Linked DNA regions of Homo sapiens: region 1 is linked to region 2. A link is a contact called in ENCODE Hi-C or POLR2A ChIA-PET data. All regions are on one chromosome and are shown on one strand. Each heading gives the region's core, a stretch centred on a gene start or an enhancer-like site at or near the end of the contact. The rest is flanking DNA. Distances are from core to core; before and after follow the strand shown.

Region 1 (5,003 bases), core at 2,456-4,955, 270 kb after region 2:
CTGGGGTGATTGACCCAGACTCTCTAGATGAAATCAGTCTACAACTCCACAACAGAGATAAGGAAGAGTATGCATGGAATACAGGAGATCCATTAGGGTGTCTCTTAGTCTTACCATTGCCTGTGATTAAGGTCGACGGGAAACTACAACAGCCCAACCCAGGCAGGACTACAAATGGCTCAGACCCCTCAAGAATGAAGCAGGGAAAAAACCACAACCTGCTGAGGTGCTTGCTGAAGGCAAAGGGAATACAGATTGGGTAGAAGAAGGTAGTCATCAATACCAGCTACGACCATGTGACCAGTTCCGGCTCCAGAAATGGGGACTGTAATTGTCATGAGTATTTCCTCTTTCTTTTGCTAAAAACATGTTTGTGCATGTATACACTTGTACTAAGAAAATATCTTTATTGTATTTCCTTTTCCTTTATTGTGTGACATAAGATTTACTGACTTCATATCAGCATTTAAGTATTGCTAATCTTATGTAATAGTATTTGGGTTGGGGATCAGTGCGTTTCTGGTAGTACAAAGGATAGTTGTATTATGTTAGGTGTAATTATGATCTTATTGTATTTGAAGATTATGTATGATCTCAGGAAATGTGTATGGGTTCAAGTTGACAAGGGATGGACTTGTGGTGGTTAATAATGAGTGTCGACTTGATTGGATTGAAGGATGCAATATTGATCCTGGGTGCATCTGTGAGGGTGTTGTCAAAGGAGATTAACATTTGAGTCAGTGGGCTGGAGAAGGCAGATCCACCCTTAATCTGGTGGGCACCATCTAATCAGCCATCAACAAATATAAAGCAGGCAGAAAAACATGAAGCGAGAGACTGGCCTCACCTCCCAGCCTACATCTTTCTCCCATGCTGGACGCTTCCTGCCCTCGAACATCGGACTCCAAGTTCTTCAGTTTTGAGGCTCGGACCTAGCTCTTCTTGCTCCTCAAGCTTGCAGACAGCCTACTGTGGGACCTTGTAATTGTGTAAGTTAATACTTAATAAACTCTCTCTCTATATATATACACATACATATGCATACATATACATATACATGCATATATATACATATATACATATACATGCATATATATACATACATACATATATATACATATATACATATATATACATATATACACATATATACACACATATATATACATATATATATATGTTCACGACTGCAAGTGGTCAGATGCTGGCTGCTATACCCTGCCTGGACCCAGATGCCACAGCAATGTCACCTTAATGAAAACTATATGGGGGAAAATGACAACATCTAAGTGACAACACTTCACCCACCAATAGCAACGCCCTTCTCACACCCACCACCCAACGACTGATACTCATGCCAAATCTTTCTTGAAATTACTATTCCCCACCATCCTTTACAGACTGCACTTAAGAAGGAAGGAGCCCACAGAACCGAATATCAATCACAGAAGCTGCATAGCCAGACATTCAGTGTTCGATGTACCGAAAAATCCTCTTTACACGTCTTTATGCTTCTGGCCACTACAGCCGCAAAGTCCAGCCATTAGAAGGGACAGCCATCTTTCAGAGTCATGTCCCTTGATGAAATGTCAATGCCAAAGAAATATAGACAGATATGCCTTATGTATTTTGCCATGTCTCCTCCCTCTTGCCATCACAGTCTCCTCTAAAAGAGTAAGCAACTAAAAAAGAAAAGCTAAATGTTCAGTCCCTGTAAAACACCATTTACAATAACAAACTCACACTGATAGAAAAGGGAAGATACTGTATTAATAGCACATCAGGTCAAAAAATTAGAACATAAGAATGATAAAAACCATGGCAATTAATTCAACGCCCTATATATAGTCTATCCTGTAAATATAATTTGATTTGCACAGAGCTCCTCAGCTGGCTATTAGTACAGCGATCAGCTCAGGTCTTCTAGGCCAGTCCTTGCTTTGCAGCACGATGCCTTGTAAGAACAATTCAGTGGCTACAAAACCTTGGAAATAGTACTTAACTCCTTTGGGTCATCCAAGCAAAACTACTCTCGTGAAGCTCATTTCATTGGGATATTGGGGAAAGAAATAGCAGAGAAGGGATGGAGGCACATAAGAAACAATCATTAAGAAGACCCAGGCAAGAAACAAAACAATTCTTGAGCATTTTAAGTAAAGAAAAAGGCAGCATGTTACAGTCACTAATTAACACATAGCCCTTTCTGAGGAGAGATTCTATCACAGGCTCCAGGCCAGATACTAAAGCAAAAGAATGTGTGAAACCAAACTCCTACCTCATTAAAGATCTCTGGTCTGAGTTGGCCCTACATGTTATTATATGCCATTATCTTCATCTTCATTACAATGCTGAGTTGTGACACCTTCTATGTTGACAGAGCTCCTAAGGATACAGAAGGAGAGTCGCACATCTTGCTCTGTATCTTAGGGGACTGTCTGCTATCCAAGTGTACTTGCGGGTGTCTATTTGGAAGATTATTGAAGTAAATGCCAAAATACAAACGGTGCATTGTTTGGGTGCAGAAAAAAACATATAGCAAAAAAGTAAACCTGTGGGATGTGTTCAAGGCACCATACAGCAAAGGCAATCCATTTCCTTGTGCTACCCTCAAAATGTTATACAATAATTTCTGGTAAAAACTCTAAATTAAAACAATTTAAAAGCACAGCACCTCTAATCCTGTTTAAGCCTGAAATGATTTATAAATACCTACCCAGGAACTACTCTGCCACCAAAGGAATGCAGATGGCCTCAGTGAGGATTAATCCATCTCTGGAAGGTTCTTGAGGACTAACTTATCCTTTCTTATTTTCTCCAGAGTCTAGCAAGGTTCCACCTCTATAACAGAAACCCCATGAATATGGGACTGCTGTTAATTCACGCTGTGCTTTTAGTTCTTTTCAAAGCTTACAGATATTCATATTTTTCCCTCATTTTCTTTTCTCTATAAAAGTCCCATAAGAGAAAGAGACACATGCACAAATCTTGCACTACAGATGAGGAAACAGGCACCAAAGGTTCATGATTTACCAGGGGCCACCCAGGAGCAATAGGCCAGCACCCCAGGGCCCATCAGCTTAGGGCTTTCCTAGATTAAATGCTTTACACACATTTCAGGTAGACCAGGGGAGGCTGGCTCTTGTGGACTATGTGTACCTAAATTGCTTAAGAGTCATAAATGTGGTCCAAGATTTTCAAAAAGTCATAACCAGCACATGAACTAACAGACCAAAGACTCAGCCTAGGTGGGGTCAAACTAAAGCTGCAGAGGAAACATTCCTCCTTTCTGGTTCTGTGTCCCTAATGGATGAGGGCTCCAGTGACTTGGAGGGAAGAGTGCTGGTGCTCCCCAGGGCCTCTCAACCCGGGTGCGCAGCCATCTGGACAGAGTCAAGCTCTGACAAACCCAACAGCCGCCAGGGGGTGTAGCTCTCTACTCCCCCCAGGAGGAGAAGGTGGGGGTTCTGCAGCTGTGTGCTGACTTGAGCTTCTTCCTCCCCCCTCTCCCCTTCAGGCTCCCCTCTGACCCAACACCCCATGGGCTTGGCCTCGCTAAGGCTGGGAAAGGGCTGCATTTGTTTCTATCTCTGATCACATTTGGAATCCCTGGCAAAGTGAAAACAAACCTTCCATTCTTCAGCCGTGTTTGTTTTGGGCCCATTTGGCACCACCCTTCCCATTTCAGGCTTATTTTTTTTCCACTTATCGTCATCATGAATTTGGTAGAGGTGAGTCATTGGTTTTAACCCTGGCTCCAGCTTCCTCTCGTTTGTACTTTTCCAGTCTAATTTCCTTTATTTGCAGCGCCTTGAAAGTCTCCAATCGCTAGCCTCTGACATGGTTATGCCGGGTCCTGAGCTCGGGCTGTCTCCAGTCCTGAGGCGTGTGGGCTCCTGCACGCTGGGCCAGGGGTTTCTGAGTGGTTGTTGTGTTCCTGGTTCTGAGGCTCCTGCCCACAAGATCCGAAGACTCACCAGGGCAGCTGCTGACCTTCAGGTGGAGGCAGGGAGCCTCTGCAGAAGCCGGTGCCGCTGCAGAGCTGCTCCAACACTGCCGTGGTGTCTTATAAAGCCACAAAGCTTGAGTTGACAATTGGGGTAGAAGGAAAATCACTGAAACTCCTCTGTCTTAAATGAGCTTGATGGAAAGCAGTCCCTAATAATACAATCCTAGTGCTGAAAAGATGTCTCTCAACTTAAACATTTGAAGTAGGATTTTAGGCTTTCTTCTCAATAATTTCCCCACAACTCTTTGGGAAAAGGTGACTAGTTAACAGAGCAGAAACGGTGGGCAGGAGACTGGAAGTCTTTGGAGTCACACATTTGGATTCACATCTTATTTGTCAGTTACTTTGGTAATGACCTTAGGCATGCCATTAGTCTTTCTCAGTAGATATACCTGACCACAAAAGAGAGTCCCACCACTTACCTTGTAGGATGTGAAGACTAATAAGACTAAGTATGTAAAGCACCTGGTCTAAAGGTAGCTGTATTTGCTGTTATTTGGCTATTAGACTTCCTGAATACTGCTGAATTGCTTAAGTCATACTGGGGACAATCTTCTAAACTTCTCATTCCCCAAGGACCGATTAAGTTGAGACATAATCATAAAGTCAACAGGACACATGACAGATGCTTTCAAAATAGATTCAAGTCCCATGGAAAAAAATGTTCAATTCTGCCTGTTGGACAGTTGTCATTTATACTCTCTTCCGCCTCCCCTCTGGAGTCCTTATAAATATGGTGGCCAATTAGGAAGTTATCATTACTCACCCACAGTGAAAGAATAAACTGTTCATGAACCATTTTCTCCCTTTAACACAGTGTTCATACATTTCTGAAATGTGTAGGCTTCACTTGCATTGCAGAGACTGGGATGGTGTGTGTGTCTCAGATAAGTGCTGCTCACAGCGTGGTGGGGAACAAGCAGCACCACTAACTCTGGGAGCTCATGAGAAATAGTCTCAGGCCCACCCCAGCCCTGCTGAGGCAGAATCTGCATTC
Region 2 (5,496 bases), core at 2,786-5,285:
AATCCCAGCACTTTGGGAGGCCAAGCTGGGAGGATCACTTGAGGCCAGGAGTTCCAGACCAGCATGGGCAATGGAACAAGACCACATCTCTGTAAGAAATAATTAAAAAGATTAGCCAGGTGTGGTGGTGTGTGCCTGTAGTCCCAGCTACTCAGGAGGCTGAGGCGGGAGGATCCCTTGAGCTTGGGAGGTTGAGGCTACAGTGAGCCATGATTATGCCACTGCACTCCAGCCTGGGTGACAGAGTGAGACCCTGTCTCAAAAAATTTAGGAAAAAAAAAGAAAGAATAATACATGGAACTCCAGCTGATTGTGAAGTGGCAGGGAGGAGGGGAAGAATCACACATGTTGAAGGAGCTTCTGCGAGTGCCAGCCACTGCGCCAAGCCCTTCTCACACAATGCTCCCCAACCCTCCAACAGGGAGTCTCATTATCCCCTTTGCCAACAGAGAAACTAAGGCAGGCAGAGAAGGTTAAGTCAGAGAACCAAGTGGAGGAACCAGGACATAAGCCCGGGATGTTGGTCTTCAGAGCTGTCCTTCCTAATCACCGTTGTTTTGGGGGGTTATTTAAGAAATTGGATCGCATAGCTGTTTTTTGTGTATTGATGAGCTTTCAGAGATGTCTGTTATTTATTAGCTATTTTTCAGCTCTGTCGAGAGGAGATCCACTTCCTGTAAAGGACAGAATGGAAATGCCCACGGCAACCCAGAAAACAGACACAGGCCTGACTCAAGGACTCCTGAAAGTTTTGCACAAGCAGGTATGGGGGGGCGTAGTCTCTGGCCTCAGGCAGCTGGCCTGTGCTTTCCTTACCGTTCACTGTGCATTGATGACAGAGCGGGGCACACCCCAGCAATGTATTTCAAACCTCCTGAGGTCCCTGAAATCCTGCTTTCCCTGCCACGCATCGTCAAGGTTGATTCAAGGAAGAAATATGTTGTGTCTGGGAGGTCTTTTTCTAGCTTCAACAGCCCCAAGTCACTATCCAGGGGTAGAGTTTAGAAAAGTGAAATATAATTTCTTTTAAATACAAAATTTACATGACACTAGATTCTGCTGGGCAAAACATACAAAATTTCAGAACCTGGGGGGTTTCCAGTCCGTTCTCCAGGTGTGTGTTTGTGAAAGCTGTGCGCAGGCCTGAGTAAGCCTCTGCCTTCTCTGTCTGGAAGGCGGGGCTGGCCTTTGGCCCCCAAGGTGGGCAGCAGCCTCTGGTGTCCAGTGCTGTGGAGAGCCTGGGCCCCCTTCCTGCCTTGCGCTTCTTTGCCCCACACGCCATCCTGTTTTTACAGACGTGAGTTACTAGAAAGTGGGTCACGGAGCAAGGCTAGGCCTTCCTCATGACTCGGTTCTTTTGCTAAAAGAGACACCAGTGGCATAACCTTGATTTTCAAACTGACTTATCCCCATTCTACACTGTGAAGTACTGTGCTTCTGCGCAGGATACAGTGAATTCTGAAACTAGGACTACCTTAAGGGAAGCAAAGAACTCTTGAATGGTGTAGCTTGCGAAAAGACATGCTGAAATTGCTCAAAGCCTTTTCATCCAGGATACTGCTAGCAGATTGCAGAAGTTTTCAGTTTTGATAGATTGTTTAAAATAGTAGAAGGAAGGCCGGGCATGGTGGCTCATGCCTTTAATCCCAGTACTTTGGGAGGCTGAGGCGGGCAGATCACTTGAGGTCAGGAGTTCAAGACCAGCCTGGCCAACAAGGTGAAACTTTGTCTCCAATAAAAATACAAAACTTAACAGGGCGTGGTGGTGCGCACCTGTAATCCCAGCTACTTGGGAGGCTGAGGCGGAAGAATTACTTAACCCTGGGAGGTGGAGGTTGCAGTGAGCCGAAATCATGCCGCTGCACTCCAGCCTGGGCAACAGAATGAGACTGTCCAAAAATTAACAAATAAATATATAATAGAAGAAATACATTTATTTTCAGTTTTAAGATCTCTCCTATCTAACTGTTAATGTGATTAGGGGCTGGATTTTTAAAATGTTTTTTACTGAGCTTTATTTTTTATTGTGAAGCATTTCAGACAGATAGTGGAGTATCGTATACTCAATATCAGTATGCCTGTTTCATTAAGTCATAACATGATGCCGTATTCGCTTCACCGTCCTTTTTTCATTTAATAAATAAAAGGTTGCCGCTCGCTGCCTTCCCTGCCTTCCCTCCCCAGGGCTGACAGAACCCCCTGTCATGCATTTGGAGTTCATCTGTCCCCTGCATGGGGCGGGTTACTTGGTGTGTGTTGAATATTCACAGCATTCATTGTTTCCCAGGTTTTAAAACATACATAAATTGTCATGCTGTGTTTTCCAAACAGTGTCACCACAAGCGGTATGTGGAATTAACAGATCTTGAGCAGAAGTGGAAGAACTTGTGCCTGCCGAAGGAAAAATTCAAAGCGCTCTTACAACTGGATCCTTGTGAAAACAAAATCAAGTGGATAAACTTTTTAGCGCTTGGATGCAGCATGCTTGGTGGGGTATGTACCTATAAACAGCATATTAATAATTCTGTGTCATCATGGTCCCAGCTTAAAAATAATTTAGGTTTCAGTAACTAAAGGAAACACTTTAGTAACTTTGTCTTAGAAAAGCATTTCCCCCTGCTCCAGGCCTATTATATTAATATTTTCAGGTGTACAGTTATTTTAATTTACAGAAATTATTTATGAATGCCTCAATTTAAAAGTTAATAGTAGATGAAAGATATGGATACTATTAAAATATATTTAGGTTTTAGAAGAAAATGCATCAATGACTTTTTAAAACTACAAATCATTTTGTAAACTGATAACTGTTTTGCTCATCTGTGGAAAGAGGCATACAATTATTTTCTACTTTAGTAGAAATCTATTATTATTATTTATTTATTCATTTTTTTTGAGATGGAGTTTTGCTGTTGTTGCCCAGGCTGGAGTACAATGGCGCAATCTCGGCTCACCGCAACCTCCGCCTCCCAGGTTCAAGCGATTCCCTGTCTCAGCCTCCCGAGTTGCTGATAGCTGGGATTACAGGCATGTGCCACCATGCCTGGCTAATTTTGTATTTTTAGTAGAGACGGGGTTTCTCCATGTTGGTCAGGCTGGTCTCGAACTCCTGACCTCAGGTGATCTGCCCACCTTGGCCTCCCAAAGTGTTGGGATTACAGGCGTGAGCCACCGCGCCGGCCTTAGAAATCTATTATTAATAACTAATAGATACAGTGAGATTTTGCTGATGTTTGAGTATAAGCCAAGCAACTTAGGAATAAGACATGATCCTCCAGGTGACGAGGCGAGCCTGGGAGGTCGGGGCGAGAAGGGAGAGGTTGGAGCTGGGATGATGTTGGCAGGGCTTCCTTTGCAAACCCAGAGTCAGTCTTCTCAGCTAAAGTCTTGCTGTGAGACATGGTGGTTGGGTGAAGGAAGAGTAACCAGGCATCTGCCATGTGAAGCTTATGAAGAAAGGAGGCAGAGAAAGGAGAACCAGCTCCCTTTACTACATAGATGAACAATTTGATTTTCCCCCCTCCCTTCAGTCTGTGGCCCCAGTGTGTATAACTGGTCCTTGCTTCACAGCCCTCACTCAGCTTTGCTCCATGCACAGAGCTCTTTCATTCCATTTTCATTAAAACAAATTACTTGAAATGGGTGGTGGTAAACACCCGCAAGGCTACCCAATGTGGCCACTAATGCACCAACAGTCACTTCCAACCACCTGTGGCCTCCTCCCATGTCCTGTCCCCCTGCCTGGTGGCCTGAAGCAATGACATTTCTGAAGTTCCTGCTTCTCGCTTCCTGACCTCTGAAACACATGCTTCTATGTGTCCCGCAAGAGGTACACTGTGGAATTTTAGTTGGTTTTGACTTGATGAAAAGACATTTGTGTTGTCAGTAATTTTCTGAAATTTTCATCCTAAATTATATGACTAGATGTATTCATCTGTACATCACAGGCCACGTTGTTCATTCCCTTCCTTCGCCATGTCACATCTGAGTGTGGCGCAGTTCACCAGCTCTGCAGATGGCCCCAGTGGGAAGCTCCGTGCCCTCAGGGAGTCGGGTGTGGTGTGGCTGTAGAATGAGCAAGAGTTTTGTTGTGTAACTGCTCAAAGGCAATGGAGGTGCTTCCTGTCAGCCCCGGGCTAATTGTGCCAAGGCCTGGATGTTGGCAGGCATGGTACCCTCCAGTAGCAAGGACAGGTGCAGATGGCACCAGGGGAGTGTCTCAGGGGTATTATCAAGATAGACAAAGGCAAATACTTTTAATTATTGGAGACATTTTTATGTCACTTTGTTAATCTGGAACTCTGTGAAATCTATCTATCTATCTATCTATCTGTCTATCTATCTAATCTATCTATCTATATCTGTATCTAGCTATATGTTTTTTGAGATGGAGTCTCACTGTGTCACCCAGGTTGGAGTGCAATGGTGTGATCTTGACTCACTGCAACCTCCCAGGTTCAAGTGATTCTCCTGCCTCAGCCTCCCGAGTAGCTGGGATTACAGGCATGCACCACCATGCTCAGCTAATTCTTGTACTTTTAGTAGAGATGGGGTTTCACCATGTTGGCCTGGCTGGTCTTGAACTCCTGACCTCAGGTGATCTACCAGCCTCAGGTTCTGGGATTATAGATTACAGGTGTAAGCCACTGCACCCAGCCTAAAGTATATGTGTGTGTGTGTGTGTGTGTGTGTGTCTGTGTGTGTGTGTGTGTGTGTGTGTATTTTTTTTTTTTTGAGACAGAGTCTTGCTCTGTCACCCAGGCTGTAGTGCAGTGGTGCGATCTGGGCTCACTGCCACCTCCGCCTCCCAGGTTCAAGTGATTTCCATGCCTCAGCCTCCCAAGTAGCTGGGATTACAGGCATGGACCTCCACGCCTGGCTAATTTTTTGTATTTTTAGTAGAGACAGCGTTTCACCATGTTGGCCTGGCTGATCTTGTACTCCTGACCTCAGGTGATCTGCCCGCCTCGGCCTCCCAAAATGCTGGGATTACAGGTGTGAGCCACTGCACCCGGCCCTGAAATCGATATGTTAACAATATAAAATTGTATGCAATGTTTGAATTAATGTTGGTGGTTTCTGCCTCTAAGCTTAGTTGTAAAATTTTGATTTTAAAATGATGAGAAAGTAGAATAATTCATGTTTTTGGATCCATCTTTATAGTTTTCACCTTCCTAATTGTGAAAATTAAGCACTAGATTTAAAACACAATTGAATCTGATTTGAAAAATAAGGCCTCTTGTCCATGTAGAGTGTGTGACACTAGATGGAGACATTGTGTTAAGGATAGAGCTTGGCCGTCTAAGCTGACTCCTGGGGAAGAGACATCACAAACAGCACACATTCTTTTGGGTTCTTCCTATCATAGAGAATAAATTGACACCAGGAATCATGCTGTGCATCACTGCGGGTTCCTGCCTGTCTCCTGACTTGAGCCACCTTTGCCAGCAGGACTCCAGATTTGCCCTTGACTCCTTCCATAGGTGCTGGAGGCCT

The links. A loop is a pair of places that touch in the nucleus more often than their neighbours do. ChIA-PET counts read pairs that join two places held with the same protein, here RNA polymerase II (POLR2A). Pooled maps may share reads with other maps.
Region 1: a loop to region 2 is called in a pooled map, with 2.5 times the contacts of the local background. The contact joins two enhancer-like sites. A Hi-C loop is called at or near these places in 3 of 50 pooled maps. POLR2A ChIA-PET finds 5 or more read pairs at or near these places in 2 of 52 experiments (H1 and Panc1).

The regions. Positions count from the first base shown.
Region 1 is chr5:10,721,471-10,726,473 of GRCh38, forward strand. The region is part of intron 2 of DAP (death associated protein); the gene reads right to left. Among named protein-coding and RNA genes, the nearest start is that of DAP-DT, 37 kb to the right of the region's middle. RefSeq lists a silencer at 4,846-5,003. Within about 2 kb of position 3,706, at least 22 of the 41 ENCODE cell types and tissues checked have a DNase peak (open chromatin) inside an H3K27ac peak, as active enhancers do.
Region 2 is chr5:10,447,621-10,453,116 of GRCh38, forward strand. It overlaps ROPN1L (rhophilin associated tail protein 1 like), which reads left to right. Exons shown (of 5, transcript NM_031916.5): 2 at 640-763; 3 at 2,332-2,493. Among named protein-coding and RNA genes, the nearest start is that of ROPN1L, 8.5 kb to the left of the region's middle. Within about 2 kb of position 4,036, at least 2 of the 41 ENCODE cell types and tissues checked have a DNase peak (open chromatin) inside an H3K27ac peak, as active enhancers do.